2 separate regions of the Homo sapiens genome follow, and region 2 is linked to region 1. Evidence: chromatin loops called from intact Hi-C (ENCODE). Cell type or tissue: PC-9. All regions are shown on one strand. Links, peaks and the distances in the headings refer to the core of each region. The heading gives the core; the rest is flanking DNA. Region 1 overlaps GSG1L2 (GSG1 like 2). Region 2 overlaps GLP2R (glucagon like peptide 2 receptor).

Region 1 (9,773 bases), core at 802-8,801:
ATGTTTCTCTGGGCACCTGTCCCTTCACCTGTTTGTCACTTAGCTACCCCCCTTTGAATTAGTGCTATTGGTTCTGAGGGGCTATCACTGGCACCTTACACAGTTGAGAGTGTAGTTGCAGCAGGGCTCAGATGAATTGTAGGTGGGTTCTCAACCGTGGCCAATTTGTACTGCCCTCCTTTTGCTATGGATAGAAGCAAATTCCAAACACTAAAGGAGCCTGAAGAATGGTCTGTTTGTTTCCAGTATCATTTTGTTTTGTTTTTGTTTTCTATTACTTTCAATTACTTAATTTTTAGCAAAAGAAGCATATGTAAATGGTTGTTAAAAATCAAATAGTACTAAGCGTAACAATCTATCAATTCCATTCTCTCCCTGTGCCACCCTTCTGATACCCACCAAGTTCATTCTGTTTGTGCTTAGTAAACCAGTTACTGTGATGATGGGTCTTACAAAAGATTTATTCACAGGGCAGATAAAACATTTATTCACAGGGCAGCCCAATAAGGAGGTGGGAGAACAGCTCTCAAAGCCTGCCTGAAGATAAGACTTAGGGATATTTATGGGTTAGAGAAGCAGGGTGGTCTAAGGCAAGAGGAAAGGTGATTGGCAATGGGGAAAAATAAAGTCACTAGTGATCTGTGCAAGCATAGTCAGGGTTCATGGCTCTTCACAAGATGCATGTTCAGAAAATGGTAGCATTAGCATGTTCTAAGGGTAGAGTTTTTGGCTTTCTGACATCAAAAGGCCACCTCTCAGGCACTTGCACAGGATCAGCTGAAGGATCAGTGGTCTCAACCAGTTTGAACTGGATAGGAGCTGCCCCAAGTTCCTGAAAAACAAGCAGCCATTACCATGGTGACGTGTACATCAGAAATGTTCTCCGTAAGGAAGCCAGGAGTTTAGTGGCGTGGCTTTTAGCTATATGGGGACGAAAGAAAGCAAGCAACCAAAAGCAAGCAGGGCAGGTTAGGTTTGGTGGACCTAATCAGATTAGCTTCTCAGTTTTACTTCCAAACCCCCAAAGCCCTCGGTCTTCCTGCCCTGTTCCAGGCTCGTTGCAGTCTAGAGCTATCATCATGAGACTTCCCTGCGCCACTCCCTTATCTTGGAATGCTATTTCTTAGGTCCCATTGAATTATCTTCTTTAGTTTACCTTTTCTGGGAGTACATCCTTCAGCAGCTTCCTAAGAAAGGATCCAATGAGAGATAAATTATTTTACTCCTTGCATGCCTGGAAATTCAATACTCCATACTTGATCGATTGTTTGGCACAGTGCAGAATTCTCTGCCGGAAATCATTTTCCCAAAGAATTTAGATGGCCGTACTCCATTCTCTTCCAGCATTCATAGTTTCTGTCAAGAGTCCAACACGATTCTGATTCATGTGCCTTTGTAGGTGGCCTGTTATTTTCTTCTCTTTATGACCAATGTTCTGAAATGCCATGATGATGTCCTTTGGCGAGGATCCTCTTTTCTCCACATTCATCCTTCATCTATGTGCTTGGGGTGGGGGAGGGGGGAGCCTTTAATCTGAATATTCATGTCCTGGAATTATGGTGATTTTTGTATTTGTATTATTTCTTTGATTATTTCCTTTCGTCAGTTTTTTGTTCTCCTTTTAGAAAACACTTGTTAGTTAGATATTAGGTCTTTTGGGTTTATTATTCAAGGATCTTATTACTTTCTTTATATTTTGTTTCTCTTTTTATTATATTTTCTGAAAATTTTTCTCTACTTGTCTTCCAGCCTTTCTGTTGAATTCTTATTTTGGACTTATTTTAATTTTCCAAGCTCTTCCTTGTTTTCCAGCTGTTCCTTTTTCATAATATCCTGATCTTGCTTTATTGATACAGCATCTTCTTTTCTCATATTCCTCTGAGGATATTAATCGAAGGGTTTGGTTTTTGTTGCTGTTTTCTTTTGTTCCTTGTGTTATCTCTTTCCTTTAGAATTCTTTCCCCTCCCTGCTTTGTTGTTGGACCTTTCCCCCAAACGTTGGCATCTTTGATTGTCAAGGATAATTGGAAGCTCTGGAGCAGGGTTGGTATTTATCTACTGGTAGGCTCTTTTGTTGTTGTTTTGGCATGTGATTGGGTATGGCACCATCTATTTTATCTTGGAATTCCACTCCACAAAAACACACACAAATATCGGTTTGTAGAGGTTCTTTCCACAACCTGTCAGTGTCTTCAGAAGGGAATCATCCAATATCCGCAGGAAGTGGAGTAAGCTCACATGCCTGGCTGATAATTTCTGAGGTTAGGCATAGGAAAGGGCTGGACAGCTTCCCACTCCTGTGCAGATTTCCATACAATCCCATTTTCAGACCAGCCCCCTTCCCTGCCTTCCAATGGGCCTGCTGTCTCTGAATCCGGAGCCTTTCCTTCCGTTCACCTTCTCCAGAGAATAAAACTTTGCTTTTCTGGGGGAAAGGGAGGTGGGATGGAGTGTTTGTGGTAAGGAGGAGACTGGGGAAAGGGCTGCATTTTTTGTGCCGTATTTGTGCCTCAAGGTTCTGCACCTCTCAAGGATTCAGCAGTGCTGATATAACAGGCATCCTTCTTGTCTTGTGGGTGGCCCTCATTGCAGACACTTTCTGTGTCGCATCCCTCACTCCATAAATTAGTCATCCCTCTCCCAGCCGTTTCCGTACTCTCATGTCTCCTCTCCAATTCTCCTTGTCCTTGTGTGTTCACACTAGTACACATCCCTTTACTCTCGTTTCAGTGGGGGTGTGGAGAGATGCAATGAGTTTCTGCCCTCATTTAAACCAAAATAATCACCTACTTAATGAAAACACGAAGCAAGACCAGGCCCAAACCAGAACCTTGACATGTGTCCTTGGTTAACCGAGTCCACAGCATCAGGAGGCAGCAAAGTCTCGCAAGTCAGCCAGCAGTATCTGGACTCACAGGGTTTGCAGCCGCATCCAGGATGTCCCACTTTCTAAATGGTAGTCGTGGACAAGTTGCTTAACTTCTGTGTCTCAGTTTCCTCATCTGTAAAATGGAGATAATTATAGTGCCTCCATCAGGGGGTCGCCGTGAGGTGTTCAGTTAGATAATCTGGTGCCCATCACAGCACCTGGCATACATACAAGACTGTTTATTATTGTTAATCTTATTATTATCCATTGGGAAGTGTCTCTGGTTAGCCCTACATTTTGCTTTTCTTCTCTAGGTTGTTCTTTGTCCACCACACAGCCCTTCTCTTTATCTCATAATAATGCAAACATTTGAACACCCTTTGGTATAAAGCAGATGCTAATTACCATGTTCCCAACACAGTGCTGGGTTCTTTGAAGGATGAAAAGTGTAGCCCATCATCTCAGTATGCAACAGGCTTACAGCCTGGATGGGGATATAAGAATAATGATGCTGGTCGGGCGCGGTGGCTCATGTCTGTGATCCCAGCACTGTGGGAGGCCAAGGCGGGCGGATCACCTGAGGTCGGGAGGTCAAGACCGGCCTGGCCAACATGGTGAAGCCCTGTCTCTACTAAAAATACAAAAATTAGCCGGGTGTGGTGGCGCATGCCTGTGGTCCCGGCTACTTGGGAGGCTGAGGCAGGGGAATTGCTTGAACCGGGAGGCAGAGGTTGCAGTGAGCCAAGATCATGCCATTGCACTCCAGCCTGGGCGACAGAGAGGGACTCTGTCTCAAAAAAAAAAAAAAAAAAAAAGTAATGACACCAATGCCACTGTCCTGGGTTACAGCCAACAACAGCAATAATCTGGAAACTTCTATGCAGCAGATGCTATACTAAGTATTAATACTTCCCACGCATTCACTCACTGAATTCCTCACAGCCACCCTGGTGGCAGCATTAATATTATTCCAGCTTTGCAGATGAGGGAACTGATTCAAAGAGGTAAAGCAACCAGCTCAAGGTCACATGGTTAATACAAGGTGGGGCCACGATGCAAAGCCAGCACAGTGACTCCAGAATCCATTCTCTTAACCCTTGGGCTAAACAGTACGTTGACTAGACTCTGGGATTTGTGATCCAAAATGCAGGTCCAAACTGAGTAGAACGAGGAGCTGTTGTTTTCTCCAGATTGACCCCCAGTCTGGAGAAAACAGGAAGTCCTGGAATCACAGCCCTCAGCCCTTTCCTAACGGTGCCTTCTGTTGACAGCCTTGCCTGGGGTTCTTTCGCCCTCTGCCTGGCTGTGTCGGTCTCGGCCATGAGCAGGTTCACGGCAGCCCGCCTGGAATTCACCGAGAAGCAGCAGGCACAGAACGGCAGTCGGCACTCTCAACACAGCTTCCTGGAACCCGAGGCTTCGGAGAGCATTTGGAAAACAGGAGCTGCTCCTTGCCCTGCTGAACAAGCCTTCAGGAATGTTTCTGGACACCTCCCACCAGGCGCCCCAGGCAAGGTGTCCATATGCTAGCCAGTGTCCATGGCTGCCACATCCGCACAGGCAAACAAGCCAGGCACTGACACTCACAATGTACACCCTGCCTCTGGGTTGGACTTCAGGAGATTGTTGTCCAGGGAAAGCTTCCATCCCCACCCCTCCACATCTCACCTTTTACTAAACACCTTTGGCTTTAGCCTTTGATTCCTGTTAAAATGCCAGTACCTTGAAGTGAGATAATGCTTACTGAAGATATCAACCATTGACACTCTAGTATAAAAGAGAGCTTCTTAATGACAGTGAATTTGATAAGGATACCAAAGAAACAGGGAGGATGCCAGTACTAAGGGAAGAGAAGTTGAAGAAAGAGGAAAGCAAGTCTTTTTAACTACAAGGGAGGCAAAATGTGTTGTCCGCATAGGTTTGTTGACAGAAAAATCCAGAAAATGTTTTCTCCTAATTGACACACACAATAAAGTATGTGTGGCTATGTCATACTTTCTTTTTCATTTGAATCAAGAAGACAGAAATTTCAAAATATGTTTCCTGTTATTTTTTAAAATATTTTTTCTTGGAAATTTTGTGTTTCTACTCATAGTAAAATCAGTTTGGAAGGACAGTCGAATGATAGAAATGAAAACACAGTCAAATGGAATGACATCTTATCTTAGTTTAAGTGGAACACATGTTTGAGTTGTTCTGCTTAAATTAAATCGCCAGCCACTTTTGCTTCTAAAAATAAACATTACCAAACATGCAGGTCTTGTTGGAGGCAGTGGTGGGCTGCAGGATTCCTAATACAGTCATCTGCAATATTGTATCAATTCATCCCATGTCCAGCTACCATGTTATTCAGGCCACAGGTTGTTCCACACATAATTTGATTTTTTGAAAAAAGAAAGGGGGTGGGTGTAGTGGCTCACGCCTGTAATCCCAGCACTTTGTGAGGCCGAGGTAGACAGATCACTTGAGGTCAGGAGTTCGAGACCAGCCTGGCCAACATGGTGAAACCCTGTCTCTACTAAAAAAAAAAAAACATCAAAAATAGCCAAGCATGGTGGCACATGTCTGTAATCCCAGCTACTCAGGAGGCTGAGGCAGGGAAATCGCTTGAACCTGGGAGGTGGAGGTTGCAGTGAGCAGAGATCGCGCCATTGCACTCCAGCCTGGGCAATAGAGTGAGACCCTGTCTCAAAAAAAAGAAAAAGAAAAAGAAAAGAAAGGGACTGCAAACTCTAACAACCTTCAATATGTCCTTGCTCAGATCCATTTTAAAAATTATATTCACGTGTTTTGTAAACATATCATTTCTGGGAAAAAAATCCAATAAAAATCTGTTTATGCTGAACTGTAACACTTATACTGTCATAAAAAAAATGAAAAAAAAAATCCAGCTACCTTCGTGTTTGTGGCTCAAGGTGAGCACCTGCCTGACAAATGCTGCTTCTGTGGAATTTTGTGTTTCATTGCGCTAAGCATATATGAGAGATAGACAATGGATTCTTGCTGGAATAAGCCCAACCCAGAGAATGTCTGCTGGGGTTCCCTGGGCCATGTGCTCACCTAGAGCAGGAGAGTTTGTACCCACAAGCCTCTGCCCTTTGCAGTGTGCAGGTTCTTTCATATGGTTTTTCATCCCTATGTATTCATGTAGGCAGGTCCTGTGTGACTGTCACGATATCAGGTCAAAGTCTCATCTTACAGGGAATGAAATACACTGGAGAGAGACTTCGCTGAATTCGCTGTTGTGAAAAACACCTGTGAACACTGTGGCTGAGGATGCCAAAGAAGAAATAAACTTTTAAAAACTATTTGGACAAGTTTTTATTTTTATTTATTTATTTTCTTTATCAATTTTTATTTTAGGTTCAGAGTGGGGGTACATGTGCAGGTTTGTTACATGGGTAAAGAAATAAATTTTTTGCTGGGCGTGGTGGCTCACACCTGTAGTCGCAGCACTTTGGGAGGCCCAGGCAGGTGGATCACTCGAGGTCAGGAGTTCGAGACCAGCCTGGCCAACATGGTGAAACCCCATCTCTACTAAAAATACAAAAAATCAGCCAGGTGTGGTGGCAGATGCCTGTAATTCCAGCTACTCGGGAGGCTGAGGCAGGAGAATCAGTTAAACCCCCGGGAGGCGGAGGTTGCATTGAGTCGAGATCGCGCCCCTGCACTCTAGCCTAGGCAACAAAAGGAAAACTCTGAAAAAAAAAAAAAAGAGAGGGAGAGAGGAAGGAAGGAAGGAAGGAAGGAAAGAAAGAAGGAATTTTTGGAGCCATGTGAGGGCAGCTGGCATCATCAGATGATACACTTGGCCTCTGGAGAAGAAAGCCAGTGGTCAGTCAGACACCAAGGCAGGACAGAAGGCAACTGGTCACTGAGGCTCAAGTCAAAAACCATTCCTTGCTATATCCTCTGAGCTCACAAGGCACTTTGCTTCCTTATAAATGTTTTAAATGTCAATTTTATCGAAGTATAACACACGGAGAGAAAAGTACACAAATCACAAATGTACAGCTTCATAAATGTTTAGAAAGTGAACACGCCCAGGTATCCGTGCTCCACCTCAAGAAACAGAAGCAAGGCGCCTCATTTCATCTATCTTTGCTGCAATACACACCCAGTTGGATCTTCATTTGGTATAATGAAGTCATCTCTTTTCATCTTTCTCCCCCTCATACATGCTACATTTTTCTATGCAAGAACTGTTCGCTGTACCCTCAGCATCTAGAACAACGGTTGGCAAATGGAAAATGTTATATTTGTATATATGTATATGTAAACATATGAATATGCATGTGTGTATACACACACACACACACACAGACACTGTCAAATAGACTCCTTTTTAGCTTTCTATGGGAAGTAATATAGCTCATGATTGAGAGCATGGACTCTAGAGTCAGACAATCTGCATATACATCCTGGTTCCTCACTTTGACCTTGAGCAAGCCACTGAATCTCTCTACACCTCAGTTTTGTTACCTGTAAAAACAATCCTCCTATTTTTTTTTTTTTTGTTTTTCTGAGACGGAGTCTCACTCTGTTGCCCAGGCTGGAGTGCAGTGGTGCGACCTCGGCTCACCGCAACCTCCATCTCCCAGGTTCAAGTGATTCTCCTGCCTCAGCCTCCTGAGTAGCTAGGATTACAGGTGCCTGCCACCACATCCGGCTAATTTTTGTATTTTTAGTAAAAATGGGGTTTCACCATGTTGGCCAGGCTTGTCTTGAACTCCTGACCTCAGGTGATCTGCCTGCCTCAGCCTCCCAAAGTGCTGGAATTACAGGTGTAAGCCACCCCACCTGGCCCTCCTATTTTGAGAGCTGTGAGGACTAAGTGTGTTAGTGTATGTGAAGATCTGAGAACCACGCCTGGCACTTAGTACAATGGAAAGATTCGCTGCTAGCATCTGCCGAGTGCAAGCCCTGTTAGGTCCTGTGGGTGACAAAGAGACGCTGCGGAGATGAGTCTTTGTCAATGAGTTGGGGAAGCACTGGTGAAAGGTTCAGTGACCGTGTCTGAGAGAAAGGCAGGATCAAGTGAGTGCAAACCCGCCAATCATTTTTAGCCTGAAAGTCATCAGTCCTTAGATAATCAGCCAGTGAATTTTATCAGGTGTTTACAATGTTCTGGGAACTGTGCCATTTCTCCTGGAAGGAAGGAATCAAAACTCCTTTCATTTCTGGGAAAGAGAATGCCCGTTGAGGTCAGTTGTCCGGGTCTACTGTCTACTTAATACGCCCACAGACAAGGCAGTCTCCTGGGGGTCCATTGTTCTAAACAACAAACCCATCATTAAATGGAGCCAGCGCTGGTCCTGAGAGATCTTCCCCAGCCAGGTTTGGGGAACTCAGGAGCAAGAGTCCATGTTCCCTCTTACGAGGCAGCAAAGAAAGATGGCCGCTGACTCAAGGTGGCTGGGCAGGAATTGAACAAGGTGTTTACAGAGGAAGAACTGAGAATGCGGTAGTCTGACTCCAGGAAGCCAACTATTTTTCCAGAATTCGTGAATTCAGCCCTAAACTTATTAGACTGGCTCAGAGTCTGCATGACACTGACAGCTTAACTGCCTTTCTGGTGAACCCTCTTGGAACCATCTGGGCTGATAGGGACTTCTCTGAAGACCAGGAAAACATCAGTTGGCCTATTTAATGAGACAGGAATTAGGTTTGCTCATGTAAATATTTTTGACTCATTAAACGTCTCTGAAGAATATGTGTATATAAAGCATGGTGCGGGAGGCATGGGAGATACAAGGCTCTGCCCTGCCCTCAAGGGGTCAGCTATAGAAACAAGTTAGTGTTGTGTGGCAGGTGGGGTGAGGTGGAGGGTTGTGGGAAGATCAGAAAATTGCTAAATTATCTGAAGGTTAAAGGACATTTCAATCATGTAGATGCTGACCAATATCGCCAGTTACTCGTGTTAAGTCTGCATTGCATCTGAAAGACAGAATATAAAAGTGGGGCATGAGGAACTCAGGTTTTTTTGAGTTGCCACATGACACAAGAGCGAGACAACATCTGCACAATGAAAATTTGGGAGAAAAGAAAAAGAGCAATTTGACTGATCAACTTGGTGAAACCCCATCTCTACTAAAAATACAAAAATTAGCTAGGCGTGGTGGCCCATGCCTATAATCCCAGCACTTTTGGAGGCTGAGGCAGGCAGAACACCTGAGGTCAGGAGTTTAAGACCAGCCTGGCCAACATGGTGAAACCCAGTCTCTACTAAAAATACAAACATTAGCCGAGCATGGTGGCACGCGCCCATAGTCCCAGCTACTCAGGAGGCTGAGGCAGGAGAATCACTTGAACCCGGCAAGCGGAGGTTGCAGTGAGCTGAGATCGTGCCACTGCACTCCAACCTGGGCAATAGAGCGAGACTCTGTCTCGAAAAAAAAAAAAGAGCAATTTAAAAACATGAGCATTTGGGAGGACAGGTAAGTAGGAAGAATGCCAGGATCCATCTGTTTCTAATTTTCTCTCTCTATTTTAAGTTTTCTTTTCAATTATGAAATATTTCAATATATAGAAAACTATTTAATATAAGGAAACTATGACAGAAGTAAATACTGTCATCGTTGCCACAGATCTCTCTTTTTAAAAAGAAAAGAGACCAGGTGCAGTGGCTCACGCCTATAATCCCAGCATTTTGGGAGGATGCAGTGGGAGAATGCCTTGAACCCAGGAGTTCACGACCAGCCTGGGCAACACAGGGAGACCCCCCTCTCTACAAAAAATAGGGAGTTGAACAATGAGAACACATGGACACAGGGAGGGGAACATCACACACCAGGGCCAGTCGCAGGGTGGAGGGCAAGGAGAGGGAGAGCATTAGGAAAAATACCTAATGCATGAGGGGCTTAAAACCTAGATGATGGGTTGGTAGGTGCAGCAAACCACCATG
Region 2 (9,773 bases), core at 929-8,928, 74 kb before region 1:
AAAGGCCTGACAGCTCCTGCTTTTATACTCTTGGGAGCCCTGAACTGCCCTATCCTGTGGAGAGACCACAAGGAGAAAACACATGGAACGCCTAAGGAATGTCATGGACACTGAGAAATGAGGCCTCAGAAATTTGACCCAAATAAGACTAGCCTCAGCTATTTGAGCCATCCAACTTAGGCACCAGTCATGTGAGTGAAGAAGACATCTTGGTAGTTCCAGCCCCAGGAGGCATCACAGAAGCAAAGGTTAGCCATCCCTACTAGGTCCTACCTAGATTCCTAACTCCCAGAATCATGAAAAATAATTTTAAAAATTGCCATCTTAAGACACTAAGAAATAGATAATAATTTAAGCAATAGATGACCAAAATATTTCCAGGTAACAACCACAGCTAGCCTCTTGTTCCTAGTTTCAACTCCCACACATCTGTCAAGGTTCAATAGCCTCCTGGTCTGAACTCATTAGTCCCTATCCAATTTGTGTTGCATTCTGTGTACATGTCACCTGAAGCACAGACAATGTTTACTTTGCACAATGCTCTGCAGAGAACCCAGCAAAAATAGGCACTTAATAAAAGGCTTCACATTGACACTCATAGTTAATATGATCATGAGTCACACCAACTATTACCACCCAGGAAAGAGACCATTTCCCCCTTCTTAGTCACTGAATCATGCTGGCAGGATCAACGCAATACTTCCCCGTCTGCATGCCCTTCTAATGCCAAGGGCCCTTACTGATAAAGGCTGCTGATGCTACAATTCTATTTTCATCCACGGGCTCCTTAATTCTGAGCCTGTTTCGGCCACATGCATTTTGTTTTCTCCAAAGTCAAGGCATTTTGGTTCAGATTTCTACTTACATGAAAGGAGCTCAGTGTCAACTGAATGAAAAGTCGTATAAGTTTTGCAAATCCTTCAACTTGATCATCAGTGATGAAAGAGAAGAGGATCTCATGAACGCCCAATAAAGGAATGAGGACCAGTGTTGATTTTGCCAATCTGTAAATGACAACCAAATAACAGTCAAGAGGGCCACATGGGGAACAAGCAACATTTCCTGCTCTTCCATGCCATGACTTTGTTGCAGCTCTTACCATATTGATAGTTGTTTCCCAGATGGTCTCCTTCACTACAACATTTAACGCTTCAGGGCCATTGTGGTCTTGTTTACTGTTGTGTTCCTACACTTGACGCATGGGGAATGCTCAGAAAACATGAATTGAATGAATGAATGCATAAATTCCCCTGTATAGATTGTCATATGTCTGTAGCTCTTAAAGTTTTGCCTGATGGATAGATTTCCATGCAAGTGACTGCCACCCTGGGACACTCCACCCCTACCAGGTTTGTTAAATTTCCTATCATGTGGTTAGCAGTTTCATCTATCTCTTTCTTTACTCCGGACTTTCAACATCAGTATTTCCAGTGTTACCATGAGAAGGGAGAGAAAATGAGTTGCCCAGGGTCATACAGACACTAAGTAGTAAACCTCGGGCTGGATGTGGGGGCATCTGACCTGCAGTTCCGACCTGCAGACTCCTTTCTGGACTTCGCTGTCAGCCCTCATGTTGCCCCTTAACCCTGGTGATAGTGAGGGCTGCAGGAAATGAAAAACTGATCCTCCTCATAAAAAGTGCGGCGTGGAGGTTCACTGTTGTATATAGACTACACAAAAAAGACAAACATTCCTTGTGCCACCCACGTGTAAAGTGCACAGCTGGGACCCAAATGTTGCATACTGGTGGTTCCCAAACGTGGCTGACTATTAAAATTCCTTACAGAGCTCTTAAAATATATACATATAGTTTCCTGGGCCTCAGTATCAACTCCCTGAATCCACACCTCTGGAGGTTGGGTCCCAGGAAGTTAATTTTTTTTAAGAGACAGGATCTCCCTCTGTCACCCATGCTGGAGTACAGTAGCACGATTCTAGCTCACTGCAGCCTTGAACTCCTGGGCTCAAGCAATCCTCCTGCTTCGGACTCCAGAGAAGCTGGGACTATAGGTGTGCACAACTGTGCCTGGATAATTATTTTATTTTATTTTATTTTATTTTATTTTATTTTATTTTATTTTATTTTATTTATTTTATTTTATTTTATTTTATTTTATTTTATTTTATAGAGAGGGGATCTTATGTTGTTGCCCAGGCTGGTCTCAAACTCCTAGCCTCAAGTGATATACTACTCCTGCCTCAGTCTCCCGAAGTGTTGGGATTACAGGTGCAAACCACTGCACCTGGCTGGATGTGGACTTTTTAAGGAACTCCTCATGGATCCTGAGAAGTATACAGGTTTGGAAATAACTGCCCTTTACTGTTGAGCTGCTTCTTAATTTAAAACTAACTACATTAGCAGAGATGACTCATATTCGGGGTACGAACAAAGCTACTGTCTTACCCACATTGGGAAAGAGGAGCGTAATTGTAATGATTTTTTTTTTAGCTTAGGTCACTTCTTCTAAAGGGGCCAGACTAGGAGGAACTTCCCCTCAGATCCCATGGAATTAAAGGTGTAGAAAAACAGGGTGGCATTCGCAGTTCATGGGGGAGTTTCTTAAGGAAGGTTTAACTCTGTACGAGAACAAGAGCTTACTATGAATCCTATGTCTGCAAGGGCCATTCAGATGCAATGTTATCAATGAAATAAACAACCTCACCTTTGTGCCCCCAAAGGATCTAAAGCCAAGAAGAGGGGTGCAGGAGCCACCAGGACGGAGGGACTCCACCTGGCCATGTGATTGTGTGAACCAGAGCCTTGACTGTCAGGAAAGGCTGATGAGCAGACAGATGGAATCATGGGCCTTGGCTGTGTGGTTCTCTTGAGCTGAGCTCAGATCGACTCCCACTCCAACACCCACCCCTACAGAAGTCATTTCGCTAGGCAACATTAATATGCTCCTAATGAGAGAACATTTCAAGGGTTTTGTATTTCCAGGAGTGTTTTTAAAGCCCTCTGGCCCAGAGGTTACAAAGTGGTGACCATGGATAGTAACTGACCTGCAGACAACTTTTGCTTAGGCCACGGAGCAATTTTTGTTATTGGAGTCATCTTTAAATAATAATATTTCTAGAAAAAGTGTCCAGGTTTCTGGCTTCTTTTGAAAAATGAGGAGATCTGGCAACACTGGGCTCAAATTCTTGCATGGCAATCGTTGGTTACAGCTGGGCAATGGCTGTCCCTTTAGAAGGAAGCTGTGACATCCAGCCCCCACCCGGCTTGTACTACTCAATTGTGTTACTTGCTTGGCCCTTGTAAGAGTCTGAATTTGTGACCCTTGCTCTGGGTGGGCTGGGTTTTCAAGATACAGACTTATATGCCTACAAGCAGACCTGTGTCTTGTCAGCTTATTCTGATGCCATGTTATGGTGTTATGGTTTTTTAAAACAAACTTTTAATTTTGGAATAATTTTAGATTTACAGAAAATTAGCTAAGGCAGTACAGAGAGTTCCCATGTCTCTTCACTCAGTTTTCCCTAACGTTTTTTTTTTTTTTTTTTTGAGACGGAGTCTCGTTCTGTCGCCCAGGCTGGAGTGCAGTGGCGGGATCTCGGCTCACTGCAACCTCCGCCTTCCGGGTTCATGCCATTCTCCTGCCTCAGCTTCCCGAGTACCTGGGAATACAGGCGCCCGCCACTGTGCCCAGCTAATTTTTTGTATTTTTAGTAGAGACGGGATTTCACCGTGGTCTCGATCTCCTGACCTTGTGATCCGCCCGCCTCGGCCTCCCAAAGTGCTGGGATTACAGGTTTGAGCCACCGCCCCCGGCATAGTTTCCCCTAATGTTAGCATACTACATAACCATGCCCGTTTGTCAAAACTAAGAAACCAACACGGTATATTACTAGGAACTAAAGTTCGGGGTTTATGTGGATTTCCCGCTAATGTCCTTTTCCTGTTCCCTGATCCCACATTTCGTTTAGTACAGAATGATCTATAAAGAATAACAATTTTTTAATAAAGTTTTGGGCTACTCACCCTTCTGGATGGAGACATGAAGGGATTGTCTACCCTTCACCTTATTCTAACTTCTCCTTAGACGAAGTACTATTTGTGTCCCTGTCCAGATGAAAATCCATAAATAGCAATAGCAGTTTACTCTTACAGACTGTGTTTATGCTCATTTTCATCCATAACCTTTTGTTTATTTAAATGGTTCCATTTATTGCAATCATTTAACTATCCAACAAATATTTATTGAGCATCTGCTTATGGCACATGAGTGAATATAGTGGGAAAGAAGGAGTTGTAGTCAAAGGCAGCAGGACACAGGAAGAGTATCTGGGCCTGAGTTCAAATCTCAGTGTTGCCAATTATTAGTGCTATGACTGTGGGCAAATTATTTAACCTCTCTCTCTGTTAGTTTCCTCATCTGTAAAAGGAGTATTATAATAGTAATAGCATCTACCTGACAGGGCTGTCACAAGGATTAAACAAATAACATGGGGTAAACCCTCAGAAAAAATGGTATCTGACACACGATAAATGATCAATACATTTTAGTTATTACTATTTTTAAAGAAGCCATCCCTGCCTTTCGGTTGCTTATAACTCAATTTTTTAAACGAATTTTCCTTGAATTTGTAACATTTTTAGTCTTTGGTTGCTGATGTGGTTCAGAACGTGGTACTCCAAAATATGGCACCTTGACATACTGAGTATTTTAAGCTGAAAGAATTTGAGAAAATCACAGAAGCAGGAAGGTCTCTCTAACCTCCCGCCCTTCTCCCCTGAAACAGGTCATGAAACCTAGGAAGGATTTTCTGACCTTCTCCTGAAGCGGATCACAAGACCCTCATGTGAGAGGTGGAGGAAAGGAACGTCCTTATTTCTGAAGACACAATGACACAAGAATCTGTACAAACAGGCTTTGCCAAATTTCCCCCAGTTTATAACCATTAGATCTCCTTTGTTCAATCATACTTCCCCCATGACTGTCCACTGTGCATTAAACCTAGCATAAAAATACACAAGTTTGACCATTTCTTTGGGTCTTCCTTTCCTTATGAAGTCTCCTACGTCATATAAGACTTATGAAATAAACTTGGATGCTTTTTCTCCTGTTAATCTGTCTTTGTCTAATTTTTAGACCCAGCCAGGGACCCTAAGAGGGTTAAGGAAAAGCTTTTGTTTCCTACATTGCCTATCAGAAAGTCCTTTCAGAAAGAACTGGGGTTTAGCATGTTAAGAAATGCTTGTCGGGCCGGGCGCAGTGGCTCACACCTATAATCCCAGCACTTTGGGAGGCCGAGGTGGGCGAATCACCCGAGGTTGGGAGTTGGAGACCAGCCTGACCAACATGGAGAAACTCCGTCTCTACTAAAAATACAAAATTAACCGGGCATGGTGTCTCATGCCTGTAATCCCAACTACTTCAGAGGCTGGGGCAGGAGAATCACTTGAACCTGGGAGACGGAAGTTGTGCTGAGCCAAGATCGTGCCATTGCATTCCAGCATGGGCAACAAGAGTGAAACTCCATTTCAAAAAAATAAAAATGAAAATGAAATGCTTCTCCTTTATAAATGAATCAAGAGCTCTGCCCAGGTGCATCCCATGGAGAGTTAAGGCCCTTTATCTAGGGGAAGAGAGCTGCCTCTGAGCTGGGAACCACAAAGAACAGAGAACTCCAGCTGAGCTGACGGTCTGCTGAACTCTGTCCGCATTCCTAGGGCATTGCTTACCCTGTTTATAGCCCCAAAGTTCCTCCTTCACACTTGGCTCAGTTCTCTTTCTCCAAGCCAGACAGATGGACCATTTTTTATTTCCTTTGCTTGACGGTGGAAGCCCAGGGACAAGGGCTAAGACTACAGAAGGTTCTCTAGCTCCTAGCAACTTGCCTCTTTGGCAGGGCCTAAATGTGTTTAATTTAAACTTTCCTAAAATATAATCCTGGAGGGAGGCCAGATCAGGGTTACATTCTAAAAGTTCTCAAAATCTTCAAGAATTGGAGGCAGCCTGTACCTACAAGAGTTTGGATAAAATATGCTGGGCCCTGTCACCTCCTCCTTCTTATCCCATCAGAAGTCTTTAAGGGAAAACAAACATGGAAGGGGATGAGGAAGAGGAACAACTTTCCGACATGGAAGAGGGCACTGTGAGCTGAGGAGCTGAGGGGTGCCAATGCCCTGCTGGGGTTATAGTAAAGAGCACTCTCTCAGAACTTGAAAGTGAGAGAATTAGCGAGGCTTTCTAAGAGCACAATGGGCAAGTGAGTTCATAGATGCTGTAGGATTTACCAGCGCAGGGAGTTAAATAAGGTGGTTTAGGTGTGTCCTGAGAGATAGGTCCCTGCCTTTTTGCTAATGAATAAGCATTAGCTAATCAACTCTATTGCACTCTACACAAAGAACAAGTAAACAGAATGGTGGCCAATGAAAATGGCAGGGAAACCACAGAGGGAGGACGTTCTCAGTGCCTATCTCACCCTAGTCTGTGGAGGGCACACTGGATCTGGGGAATGAGCCTCCTTCCCAACAGGTAGGTGGTGCTGTGGGCAGATAGTGATTTTTCAGGCTAACCTCAGCATCCTTCAACAGCAAGACTCTGCTTTGTGATGTGATCACCAGTAACGTTCTTTGGATTCCTGGATCTTCTGGTGTTGCGGATTAGGAAATTTTGGGAGGCATGTGGGCACAAGAAAGGAATGCTCTACCCCATCCCCACCTTCCACAGACGTTAAAAATGAACAGTGTTCTAGTTTATATATATTGTGAGCTCAGCTGGGGTCAGTCAGCCTCCCAAAGTCTCAGCCACTCAAGAATATAGATGGGTTCCCTGTACTATACCCAGGTGGTGGCAAACTCACCAAGGTGAGGCATCTCACCCTAGGAGGACTTTGGGTAGACACACACCAAGGTACCTCTTTTATTATTATTATTATTAAAGAAAAAGGGTCTCACTCTGGCTCAGGCTGGTCTAGAACTCCTAGCCTCATGTGATCCCTTCCCCTTAGGCTCCCAAAGTGCTAGGATTGCAGGCATGAACCACTGCACCCAGCCCCAAGTTCTTCTTCTTAAGCTTTTTCTTTGAACAAGGGCAGGGGAGAGGAAAAAAGGAATTTCCAGACAGACTGCATATGTCAGGCAGGGTTGCTCTTTCTCCCCACAAAGCAGTCACCCTGGATCATCGCTCAGCCATGAGGGTCTCCCCAGTATCTTGATTTACCCTTTCCTAGACCAATGGCTCCTGGTGGGTACGCACCCTCCAGGGCTATGCCGGGCAATCTATTTGATATTGGAAGAAAATATTATAATAGAGGATAATAGGCATTGTATATATATTAATTTTTATCTGTCCTCTTAAATTTTCTATTTTTTGGTCTATCTTATAATACATATATTAGCTCATGATACCATGCATATACATGAGGAGGGATGTGCTCAGAATTTCTTTACTGACAGAGATGTGTGATCAGAAAAGTCTGAAAACTCTAGAGGGGACTCTGGAAAAGAGAACATTGAGGCTGCATGACATTTATAATGGCCCGACCAGAATATTCCACTGAGAACGTCCTCCCTCTGTGGTTTCCCTGCCATTTTCGTTGGCCACCTTTCTGTTTACTAGTTCTTTCTGCAGAGTGCAATAGAGTTGATTAACTAATGCTTATTCATTAGCATGTGTTCTTTCAATAGAACATCTGGCCCAGCAGTCCTCCACACTGGCTGTGTATCAGAATCTCCTGGGAGACTCTGCAGCAGGGGTATCCAACCTTTTGGCTTCCCTGAGCCCCGTTGGAAGAAGAAGAGTTGTCCTGGGCCCCATGTAAAATAAACTAACACTAACAATAGCTGATGAGCTAAAAAAAAAAAAAAAAAAAAAAAGTCCATGCATAGTTTTTGTGATATCCACCACAACGGATAAGCAAAAATGTCCTTCCATTCAAAGGGTTGGACACGGCTGCTCTGTGAGGTTCTATCCCGCATTTATGGAGTCAGAATACCCAGTGGTAGGGCTCACAAGGCTGCACTTCTGGCCAGCTGTCCGGGGATGCTGATGAGGAGCTATGATGAAAAACTATTTAGGGGTTGCTGTGGGTCTTGGGCATGGCGAAGGTGCCAGTGGCCCGTGATAGGCTTTGGGGGCACAAAGCAGCAGTGTGTCAGCTCTGAGTCCCTTTGGGGTCAACTGCACCATTTCTGTCTCCTGGAAACACTAGCCTCTGTCCACTTTCTGGGGCACCCTGGTTTTCCTGGCACCTGTTTATTGAGAGAACTCTCCTCCCTGAGTGCACCCAGCAGGGTGGACTAGAGCAGGCTTTGAAGCTCCACCCTGAAAGAGTGGTGAGAGAGGCTAAGCCTTTGGGAAGGGAGCCAGAGAGACTGCTTGGCCACTTGGAGCCTCGACTGGAGGCGCCAAGAGAGACAGCGTGGCTCCCTGGAGCCCAGGCCAGGCCGGCTCCCCAGGGCTACGGGTTTCTTGCAAAATGTTTGGACCAAAGCTCCAACTAGCAACTATAGTATGTCTGCCCATTATTGAACCGGGTATGTTTACCCTTCTAGACCTCCTAGAGGGAGGGTAGAGTGGCCACCCATATTTATAACCATATCTACAGACTCCTTGAATCCTCATAATAAGCAGGAGATGAGTCTGCAGTGACACTCCCATTTTTACACACCAGAAAGCAGGCCAAAGGGGCCAAGGCACTTGCCTAAGGCCAGTAGGCAAGTCTAGGGTCGTGGCCAGCTCCCTCCGTTCCACCTCCTGCTCCATGCCAACATCCTAGTCCTTAGCAAAGTAGAATGCATGCTCCTCAAATGCAGGGTCTACATCGTGTACACCGTTTTTTGTTTGTTTGTTTTTGAGATGGAGTTTTGCTCTTGTCACCCAGGCCGGAGTACAATGGCACGATCTCGGCTTACTGCAACCTCCGCCTCCCGAATTCAAGTGATTCTCCTGCCTCAGCCTCCTGAGTAGCTGGGATTACAGGCACACACCACCACACCCAGCTAATTTTTGTATTTTTAGTAGAGACAGGGTTTTGCCATGTTGGCCAGGCTAGTCTTGAACTCCTGACCTCAGGTGATATGCCCACCTTGGCCTCCCAAAGTACTGGGATTACAGGCGTGAGTCACCGAACCTGGCCTCATGTCCACCTTTTATTCCAAGCACAGTACCAGGCACATTGTAGGCATCTATTAAATATTTGTCAGATAAAAGGAAAAACTCCCTTCCCAGCACCTGGGTGAGGCCTTATAAAGGGGAGAGAAACAGGGCTAGGGCCATCTTCACTCGTGCCCACCTCTTCTGCCTTCCTGTGTGGACTGAAATTCCTACTCTTAGAGCTACTCTGTGGGTTAAAACACTCCCGTTCCAGAGCCCTGCTGAATGCATATGCCACATAGAAAGCAAAGAATAGGCCACGTGTGGTGGCTCACGCCTGTAATCCCAGCACTTTGGGAGGCCAAGGCTAGTGGATCATGAGGTCAGGAGTTTGAGATCAGCCTGGCCAACATGGTGAAACTCTGTCTCTACTAAAAATACAAAAATTAGCCGGACGTGGTGGCAGGTGCCTGTAATCCCAGCTACTCAGGAGGCTGAGGCAGGAGAATGGCTTGAATCTGGGAGGTGGAGGTTGCAGCGAGCTGAGATCATGCCATTGCACTCCAGCCTGGGCGACAAGAGCAAGACTCTGTCAAAAAAAAAAAAAAAAAAAAAAGAAAGAAAGTAAAGAATAACTAGGAAAAGAGGGAGGAAACCCTTTATCTCTCTTCATTCATTCATTTGCTTTTACAACAATGCAGATCTAATAAATACCTATGATCTGACTGA

What was found. Hi-C counts contacts between places; a loop is a spot of excess contacts. Peaks named below come from ENCODE experiments on the same cell type or tissue, not always from the same donor. Only the 100,000 strongest peaks of a DNase experiment are listed, where the experiment ranks them.
Region 2: a loop joins it to region 1, with 4 times the contacts of the local background. A loop is called at or near these places in 11 of 110 quality-filtered maps.

Annotation. Positions count from the first base shown.
Region 1 is chr17:9,797,012-9,806,784 of GRCh38, reverse strand. GSG1L2 (GSG1 like 2) reads left to right here. Exons shown (of 5, transcript NM_001310219.2): 5 at 4,141-6,177. The coding sequence ends at 4,399. Among named protein-coding and RNA genes, the nearest start is that of DHRS7C, 10 kb to the right of the region's middle. In PC-9, for the core only: no CTCF peak of the experiment used is centred there; a DNase peak (open chromatin) is centred at 4,364; H3K4me3 peaks cover 899 bases; H3K27ac peaks cover 2,150 bases.
Region 2 is chr17:9,871,609-9,881,381 of GRCh38, reverse strand. GLP2R (glucagon like peptide 2 receptor) reads right to left here. Exons shown (of 13, transcript NM_004246.3): 11 at 866-1,004. Among named protein-coding and RNA genes, the nearest start is that of RCVRN, 29 kb to the left of the region's middle. In PC-9, for the core only: no CTCF peak of the experiment used is centred there; DNase peaks (open chromatin) are centred at 2,371 and 5,661; H3K27ac peaks cover 3,253 bases.